Regions from separate parts of the Mus musculus genome. Here regions 2, 3, 4 and 5 are each linked to region 1. A link is a loop called in an ENCODE intact Hi-C map of the cell type or tissue named here. Cell type or tissue: gastrocnemius. All regions are shown on one strand. Region 1 has its middle 33 kb from the start of Gm32496. Region 2 overlaps Mrps28 (mitochondrial ribosomal protein S28). Region 3 overlaps 4930539M17Rik (RIKEN cDNA 4930539M17 gene). Region 4 overlaps Tpd52 (tumor protein D52). Region 5 overlaps Zfp704 (zinc finger protein 704).

What was found. Peaks named below come from ENCODE experiments on the same cell type or tissue, not always from the same donor. Only the 100,000 strongest peaks of a DNase experiment are listed, where the experiment ranks them.
Region 2: a loop joins it to region 1, with 9 times the contacts of the local background. A loop is called at or near these places in 37 of 42 quality-filtered maps.
Region 3: it touches region 1 in a loop (10-fold over the local background); 30 of 42 quality-filtered maps call a loop at or near these places.
Region 4: a loop joins it to region 1, with 9 times the contacts of the local background. A loop is called at or near these places in 3 of 42 quality-filtered maps.
Region 5: it touches region 1 in a loop (3-fold over the local background); 4 of 42 quality-filtered maps call a loop at or near these places.

The regions. Positions count from the first base shown.
Region 1 is chr3:8,592,060-8,597,059 of GRCm38, reverse strand. No RefSeq gene overlaps it. Among named protein-coding and RNA genes, the nearest start is that of Gm32496, 33 kb to the left of the region's middle. In gastrocnemius, a CTCF peak has its summit at 2,166 (motif pointing left); DNase peaks (open chromatin) are centred at 583, 1,590 and 2,169; H3K4me3 peaks cover 1,012 bases; H3K27ac peaks cover 1,050 bases.
Region 2 is chr3:8,913,709-8,918,708 of GRCm38, reverse strand. The region is part of intron 1 of Mrps28 (mitochondrial ribosomal protein S28); the gene reads left to right. Gm52601 (a long non-coding RNA gene) reads left to right here. Exons shown (of 2, transcript XR_003954436.1): 2 at 1-1,792. Among named protein-coding and RNA genes, the nearest start is that of Gm52601, 7.4 kb to the left of the region's middle. In gastrocnemius, CTCF peaks have their summits at 2,228 (motif pointing right) and 4,749 (motif pointing right); DNase peaks (open chromatin) are centred at 2,266 and 4,776.
Region 3 is chr3:9,065,048-9,070,047 of GRCm38, reverse strand. 4930539M17Rik (RIKEN cDNA 4930539M17 gene) reads right to left here. Exons shown (of 3, transcript NR_040597.1): 2 at 4,717-4,923. Among named protein-coding and RNA genes, the nearest start is that of 4930539M17Rik, 5.6 kb to the right of the region's middle. In gastrocnemius, a CTCF peak has its summit at 2,779 (motif pointing right); a DNase peak (open chromatin) is centred at 2,793.
Region 4 is chr3:8,955,918-8,960,917 of GRCm38, reverse strand. All of the region lies in intron 1 of Tpd52 (tumor protein D52), which reads left to right. Among named protein-coding and RNA genes, the nearest start is that of Tpd52, 5.7 kb to the left of the region's middle. In gastrocnemius, a CTCF peak has its summit at 3,094 (motif pointing left); DNase peaks (open chromatin) are centred at 1,752, 3,093 and 4,684; H3K4me3 peaks cover 662 bases; H3K27ac peaks cover 2,434 bases.
Region 5 is chr3:9,464,317-9,469,316 of GRCm38, reverse strand. The region is part of intron 4 of Zfp704 (zinc finger protein 704); the gene reads left to right. Among named protein-coding and RNA genes, the nearest start is that of C030034L19Rik, 64 kb to the right of the region's middle. In gastrocnemius, a CTCF peak has its summit at 2,813; a DNase peak (open chromatin) is centred at 2,805.

The DNA of each region.
Region 1 (5,000 bases):
CTCTCACATAGCACCTTTTCTACTTTTCTTTTGAAAAATATTTTTGTTGCTATTATTATTAATTTTATTACGTTTGTGAGTGTGTAAAAATCAGAGGACAATTTTGTGAAGTGAGTTCTCTCTTTGCTTCACCATGTATGTTCTGAAGATCAAACTCAGGTTTGCCAGTGACTGACTTTATCCCCTGAGGCACTGCCAGCTCATGTCTAGCATCTTTCATTGAGCATCTCCCTATCAGATCAGGACACTTATGTTAGCGCCTCCATTATCATTTCTATCATTACTACACTCACATTAGAGACTGTCTATCTTCCTTACATGTATGTCTATCTTCCTTACGCGCGCGCGCGCGCGCGCGCGTGTGTGTGTGTGTGTGTGTGTGTGTGTATGTATGTATGTATGATCTAGGAATGAATTTTGGTTAATCTTGTTTGTCAGCTTAGCAGGTTCTGGATTCAGCTAAGAGACTCCTTTGGATGGGCATGCAAGGTTACTTTCCGGGAGAATTCAATAAGGGCAGTGGGCACCATCTTCTGGCAGACTCCCAGGTACAGACAGGTCTGTGGGGAGCAGTGCCCTCTTGTTCTCTTGGCTGTCTTGTGCCTCCCTGGGATCTCCCTTGATGCAGCAGCCACCACCCTTGGCTGCCATCGGAACCCAGCTGAAGACCAGTGATTTTCTAAGAACTGTTTGGGTGTTAGCACCAGATTAAAGATGTCATTCAGCTCCGAGGTCTGAGCAACTAGAGGTTCTCAGGCTCAAACAGCCATTGTGGGTAGTCTTTGCAAGATGGTCTAGGAAATCCCCTTCATCAGCAAGGCTCTGGGTTCTGTTCCTCTAGAGAACTCTAATTGCCCATCTTCTATCTTTAATTATCTAGTCATCTTCAATGTAGTAAAACACACACTCGCTCTCTCACACACACAGCATTACAAATAAATGATTTATTCAATGGTCTGCCAGGCCTTATGGCTTATTCATATCTCTGTCTTTTAACATAAGTGGCCCATTACTAGTAGCTGAGGAAATTAATACTTTTTAAATTTTTTTTAAAGAAGAGACAGTCTTACCCTGTGTCCCAGGCTGGTCAGGAAACCAAGCTCCTGCCTCAGTGCCCTGCGTCTGGGCTTGCAGGTGTGTGGTGCCAAGCTCTGCACCTCATCCCTGTCATCTACACTCTCATATCTCATCTCCACTGGGCACTTGGTGACCTGGTGATTCAGCGAACTCTTACTGTTAGTCTCTCTTATACTACTGCTCATATTTGTAAAAAGAATCCAATTCTAGTTTCTCAGGACAAGGAAGTGTGTTTCCATCGCTGTTCCTGCACATTTTACGCACGATGTTTAGTGAATAGCTGTTGATTGAATAACCAGGAAGCAAAGCCTGGGTCATTTCCTTCCAACTTTTATGGCATTTTACTTCCTGAAACAGTGTCTGGTTCCTCCTGCAAGATTATCTGAAGCTGTGGGACGCCCTCTTTGCTCCAATCAGGGCCTCTAGTTCTGACAGGAATCACATCCTTAGGTGTCTTGAATGACACACTCTGGAAAGCACCTGGTCACTGAGTTTTGCAAAGAAATGGCACTGTGCCAGGGCTTGCTCCCTCCTTCTAGCAGCAAGCAGCGAGGACTCTTTCCATTCTGCTAGCCAGCAGCAAGCAGCTCTGCTTTCCTCACTACCAAGCCAAAAAAAAAAAAAAAAAAAAAGGTAATTGCCTCTCATCTGTTTGAATAACCTAAGATGAAGCTAAATAAAGCTATTCAACAGGAAGGAAGCAGCATTTGGAAGTGCTCAAACAGCACAAATACCGAAGAGGAACCGGAAAATTCCTTTGCACCTATTATGAATACCTGCTAGGACCTATAGCCAAGTGACAGAGATGATAAATGACCAGGAAGTAAGGATTCAGTCTGGCAGATAAGGCTAATTGCAGAACTCTGAATATGAGTGCATCCCGCCTTCATAGATTTTAATCCCACTATCATTTTATCATCTTTGAGGGTTGTGTTTATTACCGATGTGGAGGGAGTGAATAACACTTTGCTTATATTATATATATATTATATTATGTTATATACTATTTCCTAAAGGTACTGTCTGCAAACATTCAGTGCAGCCTTGGTCCAGGGAGTTCTCATCACTTGTGATTAAACACTGCCCCCTGGTGGCTCAGAGGGATCTCACATTTTTGTCCTGAAAGGGAAGTGAGATGGGCCAGTCTCCCTATCTCCTTTGTAAAGTCTTCCCAGTGCTATCCTCTCCCCGCAGTGATATTGTACACCTTCGTGCGTTCCTCATGTCTACTCATCTTTAGCTCTGTCCAACGGTTAAGGAAACCCAGCGAGTTCCTACTGTGTGCGCGGCGCTCTGCTGTCGCTTCAGAGGAAATTCTCTGAACGTTTGTCAGTTGCTGTTTCTCCATTTTCCTAACAGGTTCTGACTTTCGTCACTTGTTGAATACAAACATTCATATTCAGTCTCATTGTTTACTGTAAATTTACCCTCATAGATTAGATGTGCAGGGAGTGAAGTGGGCGGAGACAAAGCTCATTTCCATGTAGTTCCTTCTGTGTTTCCAGTAACTATCTAAACATTTGGCACTTAACACCCCTCAGTAAAGTTCATGGGATAGGTTAGTGATTTCAGTGTCGATGTGGTAGCCGTGGGCAGTGATGAGCAAAGGGTGATGGGAAGAGAAGAGAGCTGCCCATTCTGAGACGTTCAGGGGACGGAGTGGTGTTCCCAGGTTCCCAAAGGAGGGCATTGGAATCAGTACACGTGCTGGAGGAGGGTCCTCAATCCAGGAAAACTGCACGCACAGATGTACAGCTGGGAAGGACCTGGTGATGGAAAGCTATGACCACTGCTGGTCAGCAGCGTTGGAGGGAGAAGCGTGGGATGATGTCTGCATCCTGCCAGAGGTGCTGAAGGGCAGAGAACACTATCTGTGGGTCAGTGGCAGCCACTGTTAGAGAAGGAAGTGGTGACGTTTGCTTCCTAGAGTTCTGTTTTCAGAAGAGAACAGCGCAGTATCCAACCAAGCTAAAGGCTGGTTTCTATGCACTTATGCACAGGGTGTGGCACACAGTCATTTCTACACACGTGAAAATAAGAGTTACAAAGAACGAGAATGAGATAAAGAAAGATATTTTTGGGAATGGCTGATGGCAGAGGGATGGAAGGGAGGAGAGTGGCTATGGTTTAGTGTTTGGGAGAGCAGAGAAGAGAAGGCAAAGGTGGCCAGCCCCCTCAGGCTGTGTGAGCACTGGGGAAACTGTGCACCCATGGTTTCCACGAGGGCTTCTGCCAGTCTCAGGGTTGCTTACTGAGCTCACAAGGTTGCAGTAAAGTTCTACAGATTCTGTACTCCCTTCCCAGGGCGTACTCATTCTGGGCTCTGTTTAAGTTACTTCTCCTCAGAGCCTTGTTTGTGTCCCCTACAGACCACCACTGACTGGCTTAGATCTAGCCTATACTTGGAAAGGCTTTAATTGTGAAGCAGGAGAAGAAAAGCCTCTGAGTTATCTATTATATTTTGTTTATTATTATATTTATGATTTTTTGAGATGAAGTCTCACGTAGCCCAAATTTGCTCCATCATCAAGGCTGACTAAGAACTCCTGATCCTCCTGCCCTCACACCCCCTAGTAGTAAGGTTGAGTTATGCACTGCCATGCTTGGCACAAATACATTTTAAAAGCTTTGTCTTTTAAATTATTTCTAGTATCACTTAGAGAATGAAAATAATTAACTCAACCTACTCCTGGTGGTGTAGGGTGTACCACTTGGGAAACTCAGTTTAAAGCCTGCTTGGAATACAAGAGAGCTCAAGGTCAGCTTGGGCAACATAATGAGACTCTACTGTCACCACCACCATCACCATCAACAACAACGATAATGACAAATCGACTATGCATGTAGACTTACTACGTGCTACGGCGCCTCACGTGAGACTAAGGTTTAATCTTCAGTTCAGCAAACCCTTTTTTCTTCAAGATGTGTTCATTTGAAGTTACTGTCATTGGTTATGGTATAAAATCACCAGGTTATTGTTCCTTTTGCCCTAATACAGTATGCACATGCTTAGTGACTGATAGTCAAGTTATTAATCCTTTGAGATTTCTTATTTGGTACTTATTGGCTTTAAAAATACTTTTCACACTTTGTGATCATATTTTTTTCCACTCTTCCAGCTCCTCCCAGGTCCTCCTCACCTCACTACCTATGAACTTCATGTTCTTTCTCTGTCTCTCAAAAACCAAACAAAAGCCCAATAATCAATCAATCAGTCAATCGATCAATCAATCAATCAAACAATCAATTAACCAACCAACCAACCAACCAACCAACCAACCAATCAATTAAAACATAGAAATACAAAGAAAACTGAAACAAAATCCAAACCAAACCAAACTTGGATCTTATGCAAGAGCAGGTAATACTCTTTTCCATTCATATTCACACACACACACACACACACACACACACACACACACACACACACACTACTTAGGGGTTTATTGTTGTGAAAAGACAACATGGCCAAGGCATCTTTTATAAAGAAAATTTTAAATGGGCCTATCTTATAGGCTTAGAGATTCAGTCCATTATCATCACGGTGGGAAACATGGCAGCATGCAGGTAGACATAGTGCTTGAGGAACCAAGAGTTCTACGTCTTGATCGGAAGGCAGCCAGGAGGAGGCTGTCATCATCTGCACTGGGAAGAGCCTGAGCACAGGAGACCTAAAAGTCCACTCCCACAGTGACACACGTCCTTCAACAAGGCTACACTTTCTAATAGTGCCACTTCCCACGGGCCAAATATTCAAACACATGAATCCACAGGGCCCAAACGTATTTAAACCAACACACTCAGAGATACACTTAAAAATTAGATATCACAGTTTAAGGAAGACCAGTCTAGTCTCTTATTCTCTGGAGATTGTGCCTGGGTCTCTGTGTTAAATTTATGGCAGTTTGTCACCTACCACAAAA
Region 2 (5,000 bases), 320 kb before region 1:
GTTTATTTACAAAGTATAAAAGTAACATTGACTTAAAAAGCACAGGAAGGTATCATTCCCAAGGATTATATATATATATATAATACATAATATAATACATATAATTATACATATATATATATATATATAAACCACAACATATATATCATTAAAAACACAGTTGGCTTGTGTTGTAGATAGATACAGTTTGCAGTTACATCCCTGCAAAACACTATACTTCTTGGATTCACAAAGTCTTGGCCTAAATTCTTGGTTTTGTTTTGTTTACTAGGTATATTTAAAATTTTAAAAAGTTTTCATGTGCATGTTTGCACGTTTGCATGCTCAGGAGAGCAGATGATTCTCTGGACTGGAGTGTAGATGATTGTGTGCCGCTTTGTGGGTGCTAGGAATTGAACCCAGTGTTCTTAACTACTGAGCCATCTTTCTAGCTGTATTTTTTGAAAAACTACTACATATCTGTTTTCTCCTTTTCCTTTTATTATAAAAGAAAGCTGAGCCATGAGACTATTGCAGGGTTAAACAATTCATTATTTAAAGCACTTGAAAGTAGCCCTTGCCAGTAAACATAACGTAGTTTAGTTGTTACTACTGAAAATTGCTATATTTACCTAAGTGTAATTTTGAGTCTTTCCTTATTGCCTCATATGTTCACTGTATACACAGTATTAACAATTCTGCTAATATTTTATATTATGGTTATATATATATTTATAACTTACTTAAATAGAAAAGGCCTGCCTTGCAAATGCTCAGGTTGATAATGCTACGGTGGGCGTTTGTAACTTTGTGCTTATGAAAGCAAATGTAGAGGGTGTCCACTGGGAGAAAGCCTCACACAGCTCACCTCTGACAGGTCTACTGTGCCTGTCCAGATGACCTCCCAGGGACTGTGCTGTGACGTCCGTCTTCTTACCACCTCACCCCGTTTTCATCATGTGTGTATTTGCTCTTACTGGTCTGCATTGCTGGGGGTGGAACTCAGGGCCTAACACATGCCTGTGCAAGTGCCTGCTGCTGAACTCTAGTTTCTTGATGTCAGGTGACTAAACCAACCTTCAGGAATTGGGAACTGGGATTGATATTCCTCATCCCTGATATTAAGTCAAAGTTGCTGATGTTTGTATATTTTACTTGATAAATAAGCTATAAGATATACTTGTAGTCACAAAAATTACACTTCTAGCATGCATATTGGGGTTTAGGTAAGAGTTCATTAGTAAGATGGTTTATGCTTGATTTCCTCTGAAGATGAACATTGCTGTTTCCTAAATGAAGCTCTTTCCCCTGAGATGGGTTTCCCATGATTCACTGAGGGACTCACTCGTCTACCCTTAGTGAGCCTACCAACTGTATGAAACACCTTTGAACGGTCTGGGCTTTGCTTCACCACTGTCTTATAGTACGCTGACCATTCTGTAGTTTCATGAAGTCATTTCTGAGCCCATTTTGTCTTTGTAGTTACAACTCTTGGAAAAAGCAAGGTTAGGATTATTGCATGAATCCATACATGTGTGTAAGAATATATGTTGACTTAAATTGTAATAAAACTTAGTTTGATGGTTGAGTAATTATGCAAAAAATAGCAACTCAGATGCCTATTTTTGGATTTGAAAATATGTATATGTAGTAATGAAATTTCAAGTGATACACACTAACTTTTTTTTTTTAGCATATATTACATTAGTCTTAAAAATAATGGGTTTCCCTGTTGGATTTTCATATATGCTAAGAAGTCAGAATTGATCCACATAATTTTTTTGTCCTAATTTTGTGGGTGTTACTATATAAAGCAAACTTGGATCTAAAGGACCTGTGGGTTCTATGGTTACTTGTGTGTTCATGTGGCCACATCTTTTCCCAGCTTTGATGCTGCTATTTTTTCAGTTATTGAGCATAAGGGCCAAATACTATTCATTATTGTGGTCAACAGAGCTCATTCTGCTATATGAGGAACGGGTAGACATCTGCTGAAGATAGTTCTGTACATGTATTTTTCTGTCTCTTTTTCCTTTGTGGGGTAGGGCATCACAGCCTGACCTTGCCAGTGATAAATTGTTGTATCTGAGTGACATCCCAGTCTTTCCCTCCTGAATTCTAAATCTCTCTTATGTCAACTTAGACACTATGACTTTATAGCATTGGGGACGGTTAAGTTTATAACCCATGTTAACTGCCCACAGATGGCAGTGTTGAGCAAAGAATGGTTTTTTTTTTTTTTTTTTTTGGTGTTCTGTGGCTAGTACTGCTGCTTCCTTACACTAGAGGGCGTCCTGTCCCTCCCTCTTCAGCACGGTCAGAGAGTGGTTTGCACAGTAGACCACCCTCTGCTTTAGAGTATTGAGAATACTGACACTATAGGACACTTGGTAGTTTTACAAATTTTCAAAATATCTAAGATGGATTTCATACAAATTTTAAGTATTTTTACTTTCTTGTTAAAATTTCTCTCTCCCTCTATCCTTCCCTGCCTTCCTTTTTTCTTTTTAATTTAAAATTACTTAGCTATGTGTGGTGGCATAAGCCTTTAATCCCAGCACTCTTTGTGAGTTCAAGGCCAGCATGGTCTGCATAGAGAGTTCCAGCATAGCCAGGAGTCTGAAGAGAGACCCAGTTTCAAAAGACCAACCAACCAAACCAAACCACACCAACCAACCAAACCAAACCACACCAACCAAACAACACCAAACCACACCAACCAACCAAACCAAACCACACCAACCAACCAAACCAAACCACACCAACCAACCAAACCAAACCACACCAACCAACCAAACCAAACCACACCAACCAACCAAACCAAACCACACCAACCAACCAAACCAAACCACACCAACCAACCAAACCAAACCACACCAACCAAACAAACCAAACCACACCAACCAACCAAACCAAACCACACCAACCAACCAAACCAAACCACACCAACCAACCAAACCAAACAACCAACCAACCAAACCAAACCACACCAACCAACCAAACCAAACAACCAACCAAACAACACCAACCAATCCAACCAAAACAACAGAAGTTTGTTTAATATACACAAGTGTCTTGCCTGCATGTTTGTGTGTATATGGTGTGGATGCTGGGAATGGAACCTGGGTCCTCTACAAGCGCTCTTAACCACTGTGCAATCTCTCCAGTCCATGATAAAAGATTTAAATTAGTCATTGAGTTTTTTATGAATACCAAAGGATTTGTTTCAATATAAAAGAAGAAATGATCTTATTTTATATGTTTTATATAAATGTAATAAAATCATGTGCTTCATTCTATTTATTTATTTATTTAGTTAGTTAGTTCTGGTTTTTTGAGACATGGTTTCTCTGTGTAGCCCTGGCTGTCCTGGAACTCACTTTGTAGATTAGGCTGGCCTCGAACTCAGAAATCCACCTGCCTCTGCCTCCGGAATGCTGGGATTAAAGGCATGTGCCACCACTGCCCAGCTATGTGCTTCATTCTTACCCTTCCAGTTTTTTTCTTCCCAGTTTCCTATTGAACACATGACAAATCATTGATATCTTAGAAATTATTAAGTTTGTAAAGGAATGTTAAAATATAGTTCTGATTTTATGCCATCCCCTTTTCTTTACATTGTAGAATTCTGAAATAGTTACTAAGAGTTAATAATAATTTTTTTCTGAAACATTCATTTCTACAGTGAAAATTGTCAAAAGGCAATGAAATAGTAAATTGAAGTAGATAGACTTCACAAGGGAGCAAGCTTTTCTTTTTTTTAAATCATGTGCTACCACCACCTGCACTTTATTGTTTTTTAGATTTATTTATTATCTGTAAGTATACTGTAGCTGTCTCCAGACACTCCAGAAGTGGGCGTCAGATCTCATTACGGATGGTTGCGAGCCACTATGTGGTTGCTGGGATTTGAACTCAGGACCTTAGGAAGAGCAGTCAGCACTCTTAACCACTGAGCCATCTCTACAGCCCCGGGAGTAAGCTTTTATCAATACTTAAAATTTGGTTAAAAGTAGTCCATTTTCACAAAGGAAAGCTAGTTAGCATGTGCTATATTTGAAGGGTAATCATATGATCTGACCCATTTAGCTCCATTTCGACTTTCAGCTTGGACTTAGTTTCTCTGATTGTAGGTCTTTATTAGCACCCATGTTTTGCTCAGAAATAATTGCTACCTTCTTTTAATGTCTTTGGGTTTTTTTCCTTCTAAGTGTTACATTAAAATTTCATTTTTTGTTCATATTGTTTTCAGGCTGTGATTATAGCCTTCTCACTTTTTAAAAAATTAGCGTTAAGTAACAGGAAATAAAAGAAACTAATCAGATTTGAGCAGAACCTGATTTATAGGCTTTGGGGACTGAGTCAGTGTGGGTTTTGCCTTCTTTTTGAGGATGGTGAGCCTGACTGTTGGTAGTGTGGGCAGTGAGTCTCTGCTGACATGTCCTACTGCCTGAGCTCTGACTACTCAAACAGATACAGCTGACTTCTCCTGCCGTTACAGATGGTTGTGGATTCTGGAATTGAACCCAAAGCTTTTGGAAGATGTAGCTCTCCAGCCCAGCTTTATTTTTAACATTGGAGACAACCTATATATTTATTTTTAAGAACTAGTTAATGATTAAAGAGTTACCATGGTATATTTTTACCACAGAATACTGCCTAGCAAGTCCATATTCCAAGTGTCATTCCCAGCTATACACTGCTAATGTCCTTTTTTTTTTTTTTTTTTTTTTTTTTTTTAATGTACAGAATGGTGCCTTGTGTCAGCCTTCCAGCAGGTGGCAGGCATAGGTACTGTATTGGTAACTTAATGTTGCTCTCTGCTCTTGGTTGATTGCTTCATCATTTAGGAGGGACTGTAACCATGTCTCCATAGACAAATAGAAGTCATTATTCCTGAATTCCTACATAACCTCCTTCCCACTAAAATATAGGGGCTTAGGGGCATTGGTTAAGTGCTCTGGTTGTGCAAGCATGAGGATCTGAGCAGGGCATGCGTGTGCCTCAGTGCTGAGGTGGGC
Region 3 (5,000 bases), 470 kb before region 1:
TGCATGTTGCGAGCCATGCACAAGTGGTGGAAAGCTGCAGATTGCGAGCCATGCACAAGTGGTGGTTCTGCATAATTCTCTTCTCACGCATGCCCGTAGCTCCCACCTGCCCAGACAGCACCATCTGAATTTCTATAGAAAAGACATATTTTAAAACTCTGGTCCTTCCTTTTGCATTTCACTGTGCTCTAAAAAACTATATTTCCCTGAAAGGGTGTTAATTTCAGCTCAGGCGATAGCTGTCCCCAGCATGGACGCATGGGGACACTTACGGGAGACACAAACTGGATGAAGACAGAGCAGGTGTGACCTTAGAGAGCCGAGGGAGAGTCAGTGATTTTAATTGTTTTTGATATCTACTAATTTGTTTAGTGTGTGTGTGCGTGCGTGCGTGCATGTGTGTGCATGTGTGTGTGTGCGTGTGCGTGTGCGTGTGCGTGTGTGTGTGTGTGTGTGTGTGGTGTGTGTGTGTGAGATATGGTGCACATGTGGAGGTCAGATCAACTTAAAGAAGCTGATTTAACCCTTTCATTGTATGGGTCCTGGGGATTAAACTCAGGTCATCAGGCTGGATCCCAAGTGTCTTTACCCACTGAGCCATCCTGCCAGCCCTTGCACAGTCTTTATATGTAGTAAAGAGCCAGGGGGGCAGCTTGACTTTGATTGTGAGGCTGTAAGACTGGGAATGTGGAGAGAAAGGCAGTGAAAATCTGAGCCATCTCACCGGCCCCAGTAAAATCATTTTGATTGTGAACTTTTGTGGGAAATGGGTGGAGAATTAGAAACAAACAGTCCTTGCAGGTGCTGGTAAAGAGCACAGGGGCTTACAGGACAGAGCCAGTGCAGCCAGGGAGCCAGGGATTGATTGATTGATTGATTGACTGACTGACTGACTGACTTACTTACCGTCTCTTACCTATTCCTGGGTAGCTAGCATTTGTGTGAAAATTCAGAGATGAGAAAGGATTAGATACTGAATTACAAAATGAAGACAAAGAATGCAAATGAAAATACATGTAGTAAAACTAGATGAAGGAGGAGTGAAAATATTTAAATACAATAGGAAAATCTCAAAGTTTTTTTTTAATTTTGATAGGCTTTCATATAGTTTAGACTGACTTCAAGCTTGCTTTGTAGCTGAGGCTGTATTTGAACTCCCAACCCTCCTTTCTCCAAATCCCAAGTGATTACAGGAATTACCACCTTACCCAGCTTAGAAAAGGACACTTTAGCCGGCCGTGGTGGCGCACACCTTTAATCCCAGCACTTGGGAGGCAGAGGCAGGCAGATTTCTGAGTTCGAGGTCTACAAAGTGAGTTCCAGGACAGCCAGGGCTATACATAGAAACCCTGTCTCAAAAACAAAGAAAAAGAAAGAAAGAAAGAAAGAAAGAAAGAAAGAAAGAAAGAAAGAGAGAGAGAGAGAGAGAGAGTGAGAGAGAGAGAGAGAGTGAGAGAGAGAGAGAGTGAGAGAGAGAGAGAGAGAGAGAGAGAGGGAGGGAGAGAGAGAAAGAAGAGAAGAGAAGAGAAGAGAAGAGAAGAGAAGAGAAGAGAAGAGAAGAAAAGGATACTTTTAAAGAAGGAAATAGGAAATGTCAAGTAGGCACAGGAACACGGAAAATAAAAACCTATCAAACAAACAATTGTAGTTAAGAAAAGGGCAGAGCCAGGTGTGGTGGCTCACAGCAGTGACACTGTGCTTGGAATTAGAGGCAGGAGCTTCAAGACCATTGTCAGTTACACAGTAAGTCCAAGGCCAGTCTGACAATTTGAGATGCTAACTCAAAATAGCAAAAATCAAACAAGGAAACAAAACAGACATCGGGCAGTTTCGAGGGGACAAATCACAAAAGCAAAAATTGCATATTGAGACTTAAAGGACAGCTCGGCTGCCTCACAAGCTCAAAGAGCAGAGTTCAAACCCCAGAACCCGACGTAGAAAAATGGCGGGCATAGTGAGATTATGAACCCAGTGCTGGGGAGGTGGACACAGGACGATCCTTCGAGCCTAGCTAAACTGGTGTGCTTCAGCCAATGAAAGATCTATCTCAAAGGAAAATGGTGAGATTTCGGAAGAATAACGTGTTCTCTCTCTCTCTCCCTCTCCCTCTCCCTCCCCCTCCCCCTCCCCTCCCCCTCTCAAATTAGAAATAAAGAAATTTTTTTTTCAGAAATAAACCCAGGGCTGGAAGTGTGGCCCAGCGGGAATGCCAGTGCTTGCATGCGTGGGCTCTGTGCTTAGTTTCCAGCTCCAGAGCCAATCATTCACTTATATGCCCTGCAAGCACCTTCCGCTGTACTGACTTGCCTCCCGGTTTATCTTTTCCCTGTATGCCTGCTCTCTTCCTTACAGCAAGTGACAATATCCTGGATTTGTCTCTCATCTTTTCTCTCATCTTTGTTACCCATTTGAAGCCTCCTCTAACCCTCCGTATCAATGTTACTGACATTCTCTCTCACAGTGAAACCCTGATGGAAAGAAAGGGGACGAGACCCAGAAGGAAACAAACATCTCCAAAGACCAATGGCAGTGGATAGTGGTTTTGTTTGTGGTAGGGCCTGACTATGCAGCCCAGGTTTGCTTTGAACTTAGGATCCTCCTGCCTAAACCTCCTTAGTGATGGGATTACTGCCTCAACCAAGACATCTAGCTTAAGACTCCATTTTTCCTGACTCTGAATCTCAGGGCCAGCGACAGAGCACAGAAGAGACCTGTCAAACGTGGCCTCTTTCTCGCGCGCGGTAAAGAGCCAGGCAACCTAGAAGGAGGTTTCTGAGACTTTGCCGGCAGGGGGCGATGCGGCGCCACCAGTTTCCAGGGAGCGCCTGGAAGGCAGACATTGAAAAAGGAGTTCCTACGCATTAAATATTGGAAGAAGTGGAGGGCTACAGGCAGGAGGCTTGATATTACAAACAATTACCTGGGGCAGGATTGGTTAGACTCTACAAAGGTTAGGACATAGTTAATAACCACATTTTTAAAATGCAGCTGTAAAGAAAAATGAAATCATGATACAGAAAAATCGATGTAAGCAGAAATCCTTATGTTAAGCAAGAGCAAGCCAGACTCAGAAAGAATGTGCGTTTTCTGAAACACAGAACAGAAATTTAAAATTATGTGTGTGTACATATATGTATGTGCCATCTATGTTTGTTTGCAAGCCATTAAACTAGAGAGGGGAAGCAGAGAGGAGAGGCTGAGCCCATAAAGGCAAGCAACTGAGAGATGAAGAAAGGATAACGGATATATGTAAAGAGAAAGCGAGGCTTCGGCTGGCTGAGGGAAGAACGGAACCAATGGTGGAGAGAGGGGAAAATAAGAACAGACCATGGTATCTATGAGTGAAGATATCATGGTGAACCCCGGTATTTTGTATGTTTACCTAAACAACAATAACAGCAATGGTTGTCTCTGACACTGGCCAACTTGGCGCTGTATGGTGCTGACTGGTAGCAGCCTGCTTGAGACTCAAATCATACTCTCCTTTAGCGGCAGCCTTTAGCAGCAGCCCCCCTTCCCCTCCCAGGATAGCACAGCCCGGGAATTCAGAGATGCCATTTGCATGTGATGGCCTAGTATTACAGATGAAGCTGGCCCATAAATGACACCACAGTTCACCACAGAATCCCTTCCAGAGCTTTCCAGAACATTTCTGAAAGCAATACAGAGAAAGAGCTTTCATTTTCTTTTTTTTCTTTTCTTTCTTTCTTTTTTGTTTTGTGTTTGTTTATTTGTTTGTTTGTTTCGAGACAGGGTTTCTCTGTGTAGCTCTGGCTGTCCTGGAACTCACTCTGTAGACCAGGCTGGCTTCGAACTCAGAAATTCGCCTGCCTCCCAAGTGCTGGGATTAAAGGCATTCGCCACCATGCCCGGCTGAGCTTTCATTTTCTAATTGCCTTTTGCAGTGATATTTTTGGTGCTGTGCCCTTTAAGGGAGCAGTGCCCAGGTCTTGGGAATTGTTTCCTGAAGTGGCAACCTGCTGAGCCTCTGAGTCCCTGTTTGTAAATGCCAGCTGCCTGCCAGATGTAGCACGCTATCTTAGACATACAAAGTATTGCATTATTTATGTTATGTATTTTACTGATTATGTCACATTTTAGGCTAACATATCTGCCATGCATACTAACTGCATCTCTTACTTCAAGTATAAGGATGCTCTTCCCTGGTAAGCCTCTCTCACTTTGAACCTCAGCACCAGAGATGTACATGTGCATCTAAAGTCTGACAGTGAATTCTTTTCCTTCCCTGCTAACGCCAAAGCTAAGCTGAGAAACGTGTGTCTCTGCACTCCGTTCCAGCTGGTGCTACCAGCATCCCTGAAGCCAGAGGATCAATGTGGCTGTGGAGACCTGGAGACAGGAGGTGATGGCCAGCCCGAGGAAGTCGATGGGGGAGGGGAGGGGAGAAGAGGAAAAAGAAAAAGAAGAAGAGGAGGAGGAAAAGGAGGAGGAGGAGAAAAATAAAGAGAAAGCGAAAAGGAAAAAGAAGAAGAAAGCAAACAAAACAAAGCCTATTGTGCTTGTGTTAGAACTCCATCATGGTAGAGGGTGGAGATTCAGGGAGAGACCCTGCGTTAAGGGAACGCCCCGGCGAGTGAGGAGACCGGACACCAGACATCCCCTCTATGCTTTCGTGCTCACAGTGCACCCACACCACACACCAAACAACAAACAAATACATTTAAGTCTAAAGTAAAACACGGGTTGAGGGTGTACCTTAGTGTTAGGTAGGCTGCTTGCCTACCATGAGTGAAGCCCTGGGTTCAATTCTCAGAGCTGCCAGAAGAAACCGGGTCGCAGCGTTAGCAGAGCAGAGAAGGGCTGTCATGTGGAGCCTTGATTTTTCCAAATGACAAGAAGCACCATGCGGTGGGCATCACGAGGGGCTGGGCTGTCTCCTCTGGCCTCAGGGTGAAGAGCAGACTGCGGAGGAGGAGAGGGGCTTTAAGTAGATGGCTTAATGGGGAAAGAAAAGAGTCTGTTAACAGCATCCAGCTTTC
Region 4 (5,000 bases), 360 kb before region 1:
TCTTACTCTGCATTACTCTTTGATTTCTTGTGAGTCAACCTTTCCCTTTCAGGGAATTCAGTGCTTGCTGACTCTTACAGGGTTTTTTATGATTGTGAGATCTTTTTTTTAATATTTTATTTTATTTTTTAATATTTATTTATTTATTTTATGTATGTGAGTACACTGTAGCTGTACAGATGATTGTGAGCCTTCATGTGGTTGTTGGGAATTGAATTTTGTCAGCACTGCTTGCTCTGGTCAACTCCACTAGCTCAGTCCCTGCTTGCTCCAGCCCATTTATCTATTTATTATTATACAAGTACACTGTAGTTGTCTTCAGACACATCAGAAGAGGGCGTCAGATCTCATTACGTGTGGTTGTGAGCCACCTTGTGGTTGCTGGGATTTGAACTCATGACCTTCAGAAGAGCAGTCAGTGCTCTTACCCACTGAGCTATCTCACGAGTCAGATTGCAAGATCTTTTTTTTTTTTTTTTTTTAAATTTATTTATTTATTATATGTAAATACACTGTAGCTGTCTTCAGACACACCAGAAGAGGGAGTCAGATCTTGTTACGGATGGTTGTGAGCCACCATGTGGTTGCTGGGATTTGAACTCTGGACCTTCGGAAGAACAGTCGGGTGCTCTTACCCACTGAGCCATCTCACCAGCCCAGATTGCAAGATCTTAAAGAACAACTTATCTGTCATTTACAAATGAAAACTAGAGTAGGCTTGTAGAGAGCTCTATCCGTGGAGAGGGAATTTAATGGTAGAGGAGACGTCTCTCCAGACACCGTAAGTGTCTCCCTGGCCTGACAGCCTGTGTGTCTTCAATAGATGGTCTCAGGTATCAGTTTTGTCTGTGGTGTTTGGAGGGAGGAAGAGGAGATGCTCTGAAGTAACTGGAGACTTAAAGATGGCTCACCCCCCTTGGAAGATTAAAGATTTAATGAGGCAGGTTTCTAGGAAGAGGGCAGTGAGCTGTTTGGAACAGTGAATGTGTTTTGCCAGTGTGTGTGTGTGTGTGTGTGTGTGTGTGTCTGTGTCTGTGTCTGTGTCTGTCTGTCTGTCTGTCTGTCTGTCTTCTCCCTGAGTGAGGTACTGACGGATGCTACGAATCCACACCCCTCATCTTCTCTTGTTACCATGTCCCTTCCTGCTTTGTCTCCTTTCTTCCTCAGTGACCCCAATGTCACTCAGTTCTGCTCTATCCTGGATCTTCTGCCAAATGAAATGGGTCATTTCCTTAGCTTCCGTTGTTCCTGGCCACCTCGAACAGGTTCCGAGTTCATTTTGCCCCAAGGTTTTCTTCTTTTCAGTGAGCTGATCACGGGGGCACGGCAGCCTTTGACAGCTCTCCACAGCCACTGCTTCTGGTCCCACAGTGCCACACTCCCATTTAGGAACACTGTGTATTCTCCCACACAGTGTCTCTGTTGAACCTTGTTTAAATGGGGCCTCTGTAAAATTACCTGGGATTGTCTATGCTACTGAAGTCCAGTTTCCAGATTTCAAACTGTCTGAAGGTGGTGTGCTACTGCTGTTCAGTGATGACCTAGCCTTGTAGCTGTACCTCAAGACGAGGCACAGAAAACTGCAGTGGTGCCATGTGGTCAGCCACCGCCACCCTCCATCCTGAGGTGGTTCCGCTGCCATCCACGCCTCCAGCTGGCTGTTGGGCAGTGTGTAGCTTTCGTGTTCTCCCCAGCCCGTGCTATTGACTACCCTGCTGCTGGAGGGACTCTGTAGATGAGCCCTGTACCCTGGCCATGGCTCCATGCTAAGCACAGCAGGGGCCCCCTGGTTAGTACTGAAGACGGAAGCTTCAATACTGCTGCTGAGTAGATAAGTAAGGAAGTAGCTAAACTTAGCAGTAAGCCCAGGAGGGGTGGGGTAGTGATGCCCAGTGTTAGTCACCTGCATTCAATCCTGCTGATGCCGACTCCCAGCCAGAGACACAGAAAGCTTCCATGGACCAAGCATTAGGCCTGGCGCTCTACCCTGCGTGCATGTTGGTATTTCTCTAAGACAAACTGAATGGAGCACACAAGTGTGTAGAATCAAAAAGACTTTCAAGTTTTAAACTATGCAACCTTGGAGGACCTTAGTTTTCTACTAGAAATCACTGTTCTCATTAGATGTTGATTTAATTTTGCTTGTTTGCTTCTATGGAATATGTTCATAATGAATACAAATGATTCCAGTGCAGCATGCTTTAGGCAGGAAGATGGACTATCACATGGGGACCTGAAGGTCTGGAGGGCTCAGATAGTAAGGAGGGGGCTCTGCTTAACTGCCTTAGTATGTTTGTTTGCTCAGACTGGGCTTTACCAAGAAGTACGAAGGTGGCCTGAGAGAAGGTTCAGGGGCCTGACTAACATTTGATCAAGCAGAGACTCTCTTGCCAATTTCCCCTCAAGGTGGCTGGTGTGGAAAAACCTGAATAGTCACATTGTCATTTAAAATAGCTTCCATTGGATTTTAGGAAAGAATATTAAAATCAAAGAACAAATGTTTGTTGGCTTGTTTGTAGTAGTCTCATTTCTTACCTTTTGTGATTTGCATGAAAAAGCAATATATTTTCTCCCCCAAACTAGATTGTCCTTCCATACTAAGTCCATTAGTGAGTTTATAGAAGACATGTATGTTCAGGACCACGGAAGAGTCGGCTTGAAGACTGCTCCTGACCTCATCTCCAGGGTTTGTAGCGTTGCCATGGTTACCAGATTGCAGAGGTCCAGGTATTGCTTTCTGCTTTTCAGGGTTGCTTTTAGATCAATGACTTGGAGGGCCTCCTGCGCTGGTGTGTGACTCTGGTGGCCGCACAGCCTCTGCAAGCCACTTTCCTTATGTCTAAGTGGTGATAGAAATCCCCATACAGTTACTGAACTGCAGTGTAAATGACTGTGTTTGGACCTCCTAGCTCCTGGCCGACCAGCTGTGGTTAGCAGTTTCTCTGAGATAAGAGATGGCTGCATAGTTCACTTGTGATTTGAGCATCTTCTATTTGGTTCTTCTGTGCCTACATTTTTCTGCCCCAGCTGAGGATCTTAAATTAACAACCTGCTCCTTTCAAGTCTAATGTCAGTGATTTGCTGCCCCCTGCAGGTTAAAGTGAGAAAAGCTGGCTGACTTTGCTAGATCAGGTCATCTCAGTTGTCCCGAAGCCAAGTATGGCATTATCTTTCTTGATGGTTTAATGAACTATTTCAATATTCCTTGTCTGAAATTTTGGGCCACAAGTATTTCAGGTTTTTCATTTTTTTCATTTTTCTGATTAGGGAATATTTGTGTGTGGACTTTACTGATTGAAAAAGCCTGATTTAAAAATCCAGAACGCAAAATCCTGAAACATTACAATGTTTTCGGATTAAGTATTTCCACCCTTTGTCAGCCCCCCTCTTAGATTGTTTTTGGAGTTGAAGATCCTTGTGCGTTAGCAGTTGGATACTGCATTGATCCCCTTGCCTGTTTAGGCGTGCACAGTTCTGTTTATTTAAAAGCATGGAAGAGCTTTTGCTACAGAAGGCAGAGTTTAGCACTTGAGTTCTGTAGCTCCTCTTTGATTTGAGTCCTGTTGTCATCATGAACCTAATCTGGAGCCACTTGTTAGGATCAAGCCACATGACTTCAGCTCTGCGTTGCGTCTGCGGTGGTGGTGCTCATGCTTGGTGGTTTGCGTCTGCAGGCCCTCGCTGCGTTTGCGAGGCAGTCTGAGATGGAGGATGAGCCCGGGAACACACACAGGCTGGGCAAAAGGCAGGAGCTGCCCCCATGGCTGGATGCTGACCTACGGGCTGGACTGAGTTTCTAAAACAAGGAAGTGCTGAAGGATTTAAAAGTAGGGATCAGATTTCTGCTGTGCAGATAGTACTTGCGCAATCCTCGTGGGGACTCTAGGACATCTTAGATACTGTCCTATTGCTGTGAAGAGACACTATGACTAAGGCAACTCTTAAAAGGAAGCGTTTAATTGGGGTTGCTTACAGGTTCAAGCACAGAAGCAGTCAGACCTGATGCTACAGCAGTAACTGAGAGCTTTAACATCCTCATCTGTAGGCAGCCAGCAGCAGCCAGCAGCAGCCAGCACAGATACTGGCCTTGGAAGGGGCTTTTGAAGCCTGAAAGCTCGCCCCCAGTGACACACCCCCTCCAGCTAGGCCATACTAACTGATCTTTCCCAAATAATTCCACAGACATGGGGCCAAACATTCAAACATATGAGCCTATGGGGGCCATTCCCGCTCCAGCAGCCACCTCCCTCTCCCGCCCCCCACAGGCGGGTAGCCATAGCATATGGAAAGTGCTTTCAGTCCAACTTCAAAAGTTCCCATAGTCTTTCACAGTCTCAACGGTTTAAAAGTCCAACTCAAATTAAAATCAAAATGCAGATGACATACTTTGAGCATAGGGGACTGAATATATATTACATTCCGGGGGTGGGGTTGGGGGGTGAGGGAGCAGAGTGTGGTGAAGAAACACTGGACCAGAGCAAGGCCAAAGCCCAGAGGAGAAGCAAACTCTAAAACCCACAATGCTGTCTGATTTAGAAGGTATCGGCCGGCTCTTCCTTCCAGCCTTCTGACTGCAGCACGCGTCCCTCTCTTGGGCTGGCTCCACAGGCTGTGTGCAGCTCTCCTTGAGTGGTACCCCACAGCTCTAGCCTCGAGTCCCCTGCCACAGGGCTGTGCGCTTTGGCTTTCTCTAGTGGACAGAAGCCTCCTCACGGAGCTTCCCTCGATTGTCTCTGCAGTATCGGCTCCGCTTCGGGAAACCGTGAATAATTCTGCTTGTTGGCGCACTGTGAATAGACTTGTTTGTATTACTCTTGCTCCATTAGTAACTCTTTCACATCTTGTGCGTGGGCCACTATTTTGGTACTGTCATGCTAGTGATTATGATAATTATTAATTGCCTTTAAAAGTTAGTACACAAGAAAGCCCATGTCAAGTGCTTCTGGAATGTGCACGCTACACGTGGCTCTTGTTGCTTCGTGTATTCTTGTACACGCGTA
Region 5 (5,000 bases), 870 kb before region 1:
CAGAATCCTTAGAAGATGGACACAGTACTGTGCTTCCAGAGCCTCAGTGCTCTATGATGGAGATGAGAGACTCCCCGAGACCTCACAAGCCCGATACACAGAACTGACACCTAGCGCGCACACACACACCACTTATTTGAAGACCATAGGCTTCATTTACAAAATGCTAAGTGTGGACACAAACAGGTTGGTTAGAACTAGGTATTATCTTCTAGACTCAGCCTTCCCCACAGTGATAAAGGAACTGATGGCGCCATGTTGTGCGGCCTTGGCCATTTGTATCTAAACTTACTTTGAGTAGTTTAAAAAGAAAATAGGACAGCTGCTCTTCACCCTGCTGTTTACTTAGTGAACTAATATTTATTGAGCACCATAGGCAAAACACTGAACAGCCTGGAAGCAGGGCACAAGAGCTGGTCCATTCATTCACTGAGAGCTGGGTGGGCACAGGTTGGTGTGTGAAGGGGCTGGAGTAGCTTCAAACGCTGTCTTCAGATGTTGCAGGATGCAAGCTCTGCCATTACAGTTACTGTACATTTCAAACCGTATCTCAAACGGTCTCTACAGAACTCATTGTAGGACTTGCAATGCCAACTTCTGTCTCAGTCTCTCAGACCCTTCCTATCTGGGCTGAATGGCTCCCACCAAAGAGTATAAAAATATACAGCAGCATTTGCACATTCACCCAGGGAGCTTCAAGAAATGTACCTCTCGGACATCAAAGAAATCTCAGAATTTGCCATAAGAAGTGGGAACTCCAGCTGTACACACTGACAACCAGGGTAGCCACACCACCCAGGAGAAGAGAAACAGGAATGTTCCGTGGCATGTCTGCGTCGGAGGATGCACTTTAGTGACCTTCGTGCATTAGGTCGGCAATCGTGAGGGATGAGAACTGACTACCAAGGGAAAAGATATAAACCTAAGAAATAACTAATTTGTCTGGGCAGACAGTCTGTTTTTGTTGATGGAGCTTCCTAATTTCTTACCTGTTCTTTTAGATCCTTACTGTCCATTTGAAATCAACAGTCATTTGCAGGGGAGGTTGTTATCTAGTGGAGGTTGTTTGAGAACCTTCTACTTCCAGATTGACTGGGAGGCTGTGAGTCACTGTAATGAGAGGTGAGCGGGAGTGAGGATCCGCTGAAGGTGTGGGGTCAGCACTGCCCTCTGTTGGGGTTTTTATCTCAACAGTGTGCTGACACGTGAGTGGGTCCTGTACTGTGGCCTGTCACTCAGAACGTTTGGAAGCACCTAGACCATGTCAAATGATCCCCAGTCCATCCCCTCAGCCACTGCTCTGGGACCCTAAGAAAGCCAGCTTGACCCTCGAGATGGCACCTTTTTGTAAACCTGGTAATGCACCCTCACACCTTGAGGGACAGTTGTGAAGTTATTAAATGTGATTCCACGTACGAGAGCATGCACTCTTTTAACAGACATCCATTCCCTAGACTGTAAACACAGCGAGAGAAGTGTTCACTGCACGTAGGTATGGGTCATGATTGCGGACACCCTCCGCTCTGTCTGACCTGCTAACACTCGAATAAGGAAGTTCAAAGTGTGAAGTGCTATGCACAGACACGTATTATCTGATGAGCACTGCATTTACACGTTTTGTCACAGTTTATCAGATGTGTATACATGCAGCTTTTCATTTCATTGGACCCACAGTTTTCGGTAGAGCCTGATTCCCACTTTGCAGAAGCAAGTGATTAAATTTGTACGGCTTGCCCAAGGTTGTTTATATTGTGACAGAAAAACAGTGAGCTGAGCATAAATAATAGAGGCTGCTTGTGAGCAAGATGAGTAAAAGAATCCACAGAGGAGAATGGCAGCCTAGTCTATGGGCCGGTGGGAGCTGAGGCACAAGAGGGACACTACTCCTTCCTCAGCCACAGCGGTGAAATGTGAGAGAGGCACCAAGCTGTCCTGGCTCTGCACGTCACTTGGCCAGCTTTGGGAGGGCAGAATCTAGCAGACTTTTTTCCTCTGGTTTCTTTCTTTCTTTTTCTTTATTAGATATTTTCTTTATATACATTTCAAATGCTATTCCGAAAGTTCCCTACCCCTACCCCTGCCCTGCTCCCCTACCCACCCACTCCCACTTCTTGGCCCTGTCGTTCCCCTGTACTGGGGCATATAAAGTTTGCAAGACCAAGGGGCCTCTCTTTCCAGTGATGGCCGACTAGGCCATTTTCTGATACATATGCAGCTAGAGTCAAGAGCTCCGGGGGTTACTGGTTAGTTCATATTGTTGTTCCACCTATAGGGTTGCAGACCCCTTCAGCTCCTTGGGTGCTTTCTCTAGCTTCTCCATTGGGGGCCCTGTGTTCCATATTATAGATGACTGTGAGCATCCACTTCTATATTTGCCAGGTACTGGCATACGAGACAGCTATATCAGGGTCCCTTCCTCAAAATCTTTCTGGCATATGCAATAGTGTGTGGGGTTTGGTGGCTGATTATGGGATAGATCCCCGGATGGGGTAGTCTCTGGATAGTCCATCCTTTTGTCTTAGCTCCAAACTTTAGTGAGGTAACCCAATCACAAAGGAAGTCATTAGATATGCACTCACTGATAAGTGGATATTAGCCCAGAAACATAGAACACCCAAGATACAATTTGCAAAACACAAGAAAATCAAGAAGAGGGAAGACCAATAGGTGGATACTTCATTCCTCCTTAGAATAGGGAACAAAATACCCATGAAAGGAGTTTCCTCTGGTTTCAAATAGATTGTTTCCGAACTACTATGGAATGTGACTGGGACTCTGAGAAGATGCAGTTCCTGTCATGACCACGAGGTGATGCAATGACCCAAAGTATGGGCACTATGGTACTCTCCAGAGAAAACCAATTCTGTAGAAGGGTAAAAGTTAACTACCAATTCCACAAGACCTTCTGGAAAGTCAGATTCCTGGTTCTGTCATATCTAGGTGTGATGTTCTGTGTATTCTGAAGTTGGGGTGTGTCACTGCTGTGCTGTGTGTGCTGTGCTGTGTGTGCTTTCGCCCTTGGATGCTGAGTGGGTTGGGAGCTTAGGAACCCTAGGCATAGAGACAAGATGCCATGGGCCTGATCCTGTATTGATAGATCAGTGCTGAATGGCTCACGGTGACTGTGAACCCCTCAGTCACCCAGTGCACTTTTGGGGTTAATGTGAGAAAACTCGCTGCAATGTTGTGAGTTTGGGTAGCTCTGGCAGAAATTGGGAATACACAGGAAACCTGACTCAGGAGTCTGTCTACTGGACCAGCAACAGTACCCCAGAGGCGCTTATAAACCTGGTTTTCATCACTTTCCCTTGGTTCGTAGGTGTGGTGACCATGGACAGTTTTACTGGGGGTTGGTTGGAGGGGAGCTTGAATCAAAACAGGAAGCTGTAAGCTAACACAGGAGTTTCGGTAGCTGTGTGGTCTTCAACCACGAGTTAAGCATTTGCTGCACTCTGCATTTTTTATCTTTGGGCTTATACTTATCCCCCAAAACACACAGATCTACAAAACTCATAAGTATGATGTGTTGTTTTAAACAAAATCCCAATTGTTCAATTTTACCAATGAAAACTTGGGAGCCAGATGCTGCAGATGCTGGAGTTAAAGCCTGCTAGCTCAGACAGGCAGAGAAAGCACCAACTGACCTTCCTCCTTAGTGGACCTCCCAAAACCGAATGTCCCTCCCTTCTACTTCCTGTGCATCTGCCTATCAGGTCCTCCTGACTCCCTCTTACTATGTCTTTTTGTTAATAATCACATATTCGCTCCCTGTCAAATGCCTCTTGACCTATGGTTGATTTTACTTAAATCTTGTTTACAGTATTCAAGCAAAAAGTTCCTGGATTAAAAGTGTGTGTTAGGGCTGAGCTACACCACAACTGGAAATAAGTTTTTCCAATAAATAACACAATCTCGGGGTCCACAGTGTGGTTACATATCCTGCAACAGTGGTGCCCACCTGCATCGTGAACTCTACAGCGTTCATTCCGAATCTGCTTCTCAGGAGCAGGAAGGTCTCCCAAGGGAGTGCTGTGCAGAAGCGGTCCCAATGAGGATAGTGCGTGAGCACACCAACCCCAAAGGTACACTGGGTGATGGAGAGGCTCACCACCCTGAGCCACTCGGCACTGACGGATCAATACGTATCAGGATGGAGGCAAGTGTTCTCTTGTTTCCATACCTAGGGTTCCCTAGCCCCCCACCTGCCCAGCATCCAAGGCACAGCACAGCACAGCAAGCATTAGCAGCATTCATGGCTCTTCCATCTTTTCATCCGTGTGTGTTTCTCTGGAATGACACATCATCAGGAAGAGCAGCAAGCAGTTAACCAGGAGAGGAAGAGCACAGATCAGAGCCCTGGGCTCCCAGAGTCCAGGGTGGGCCAGCCATGTGGTCCCTAGGTTGAGGGTGCTGGAGCACCGAGGAACTCAGACAGCATCTACAGTCGTCCTAACCATCCAATCTCACCTAGGAGTCAACAGGACAAAATGCACTTCTAGAATCCATGGATTAAGAAAATAATTGACTAGGGATTCTTATTAACTCAGGAACCCTCAGGCCACACGTTTACCTCTATAGTAAATTCCTATCACTGCAGTGCCGGCCATGGTGGGACTGGCTGAGGGGAAGTGGAAGGATGCAGGGTTCGTACAAGGTCCTAAGTTCTGGCAACAGGAATGAATGCTCACTCGCATTGCCAGTAGAAATGCAAAATGTGGTATAACTACTTTGAAAACTAGTTTGGCAATTTCCTACAAGTTAAATATGTGCTAAGCATACGACCCAGGAACTCTACTGTTGCATCTGTATTTACCTAAGAGAAAAGAAAATGCGTGTCCACAAAAAGACTCCTAGACAAAGGTTCATTGCCGCTTTATTTATTATCACCCCAACCGGAAGCAACGCAGATGTCTGCCAGCGGGCATGTGAAAAAGGAGACTGGTGTATTCATAGTAGAATACCACACTACCAAAAAAGAGAAAAGCTACCAATGCACAGAG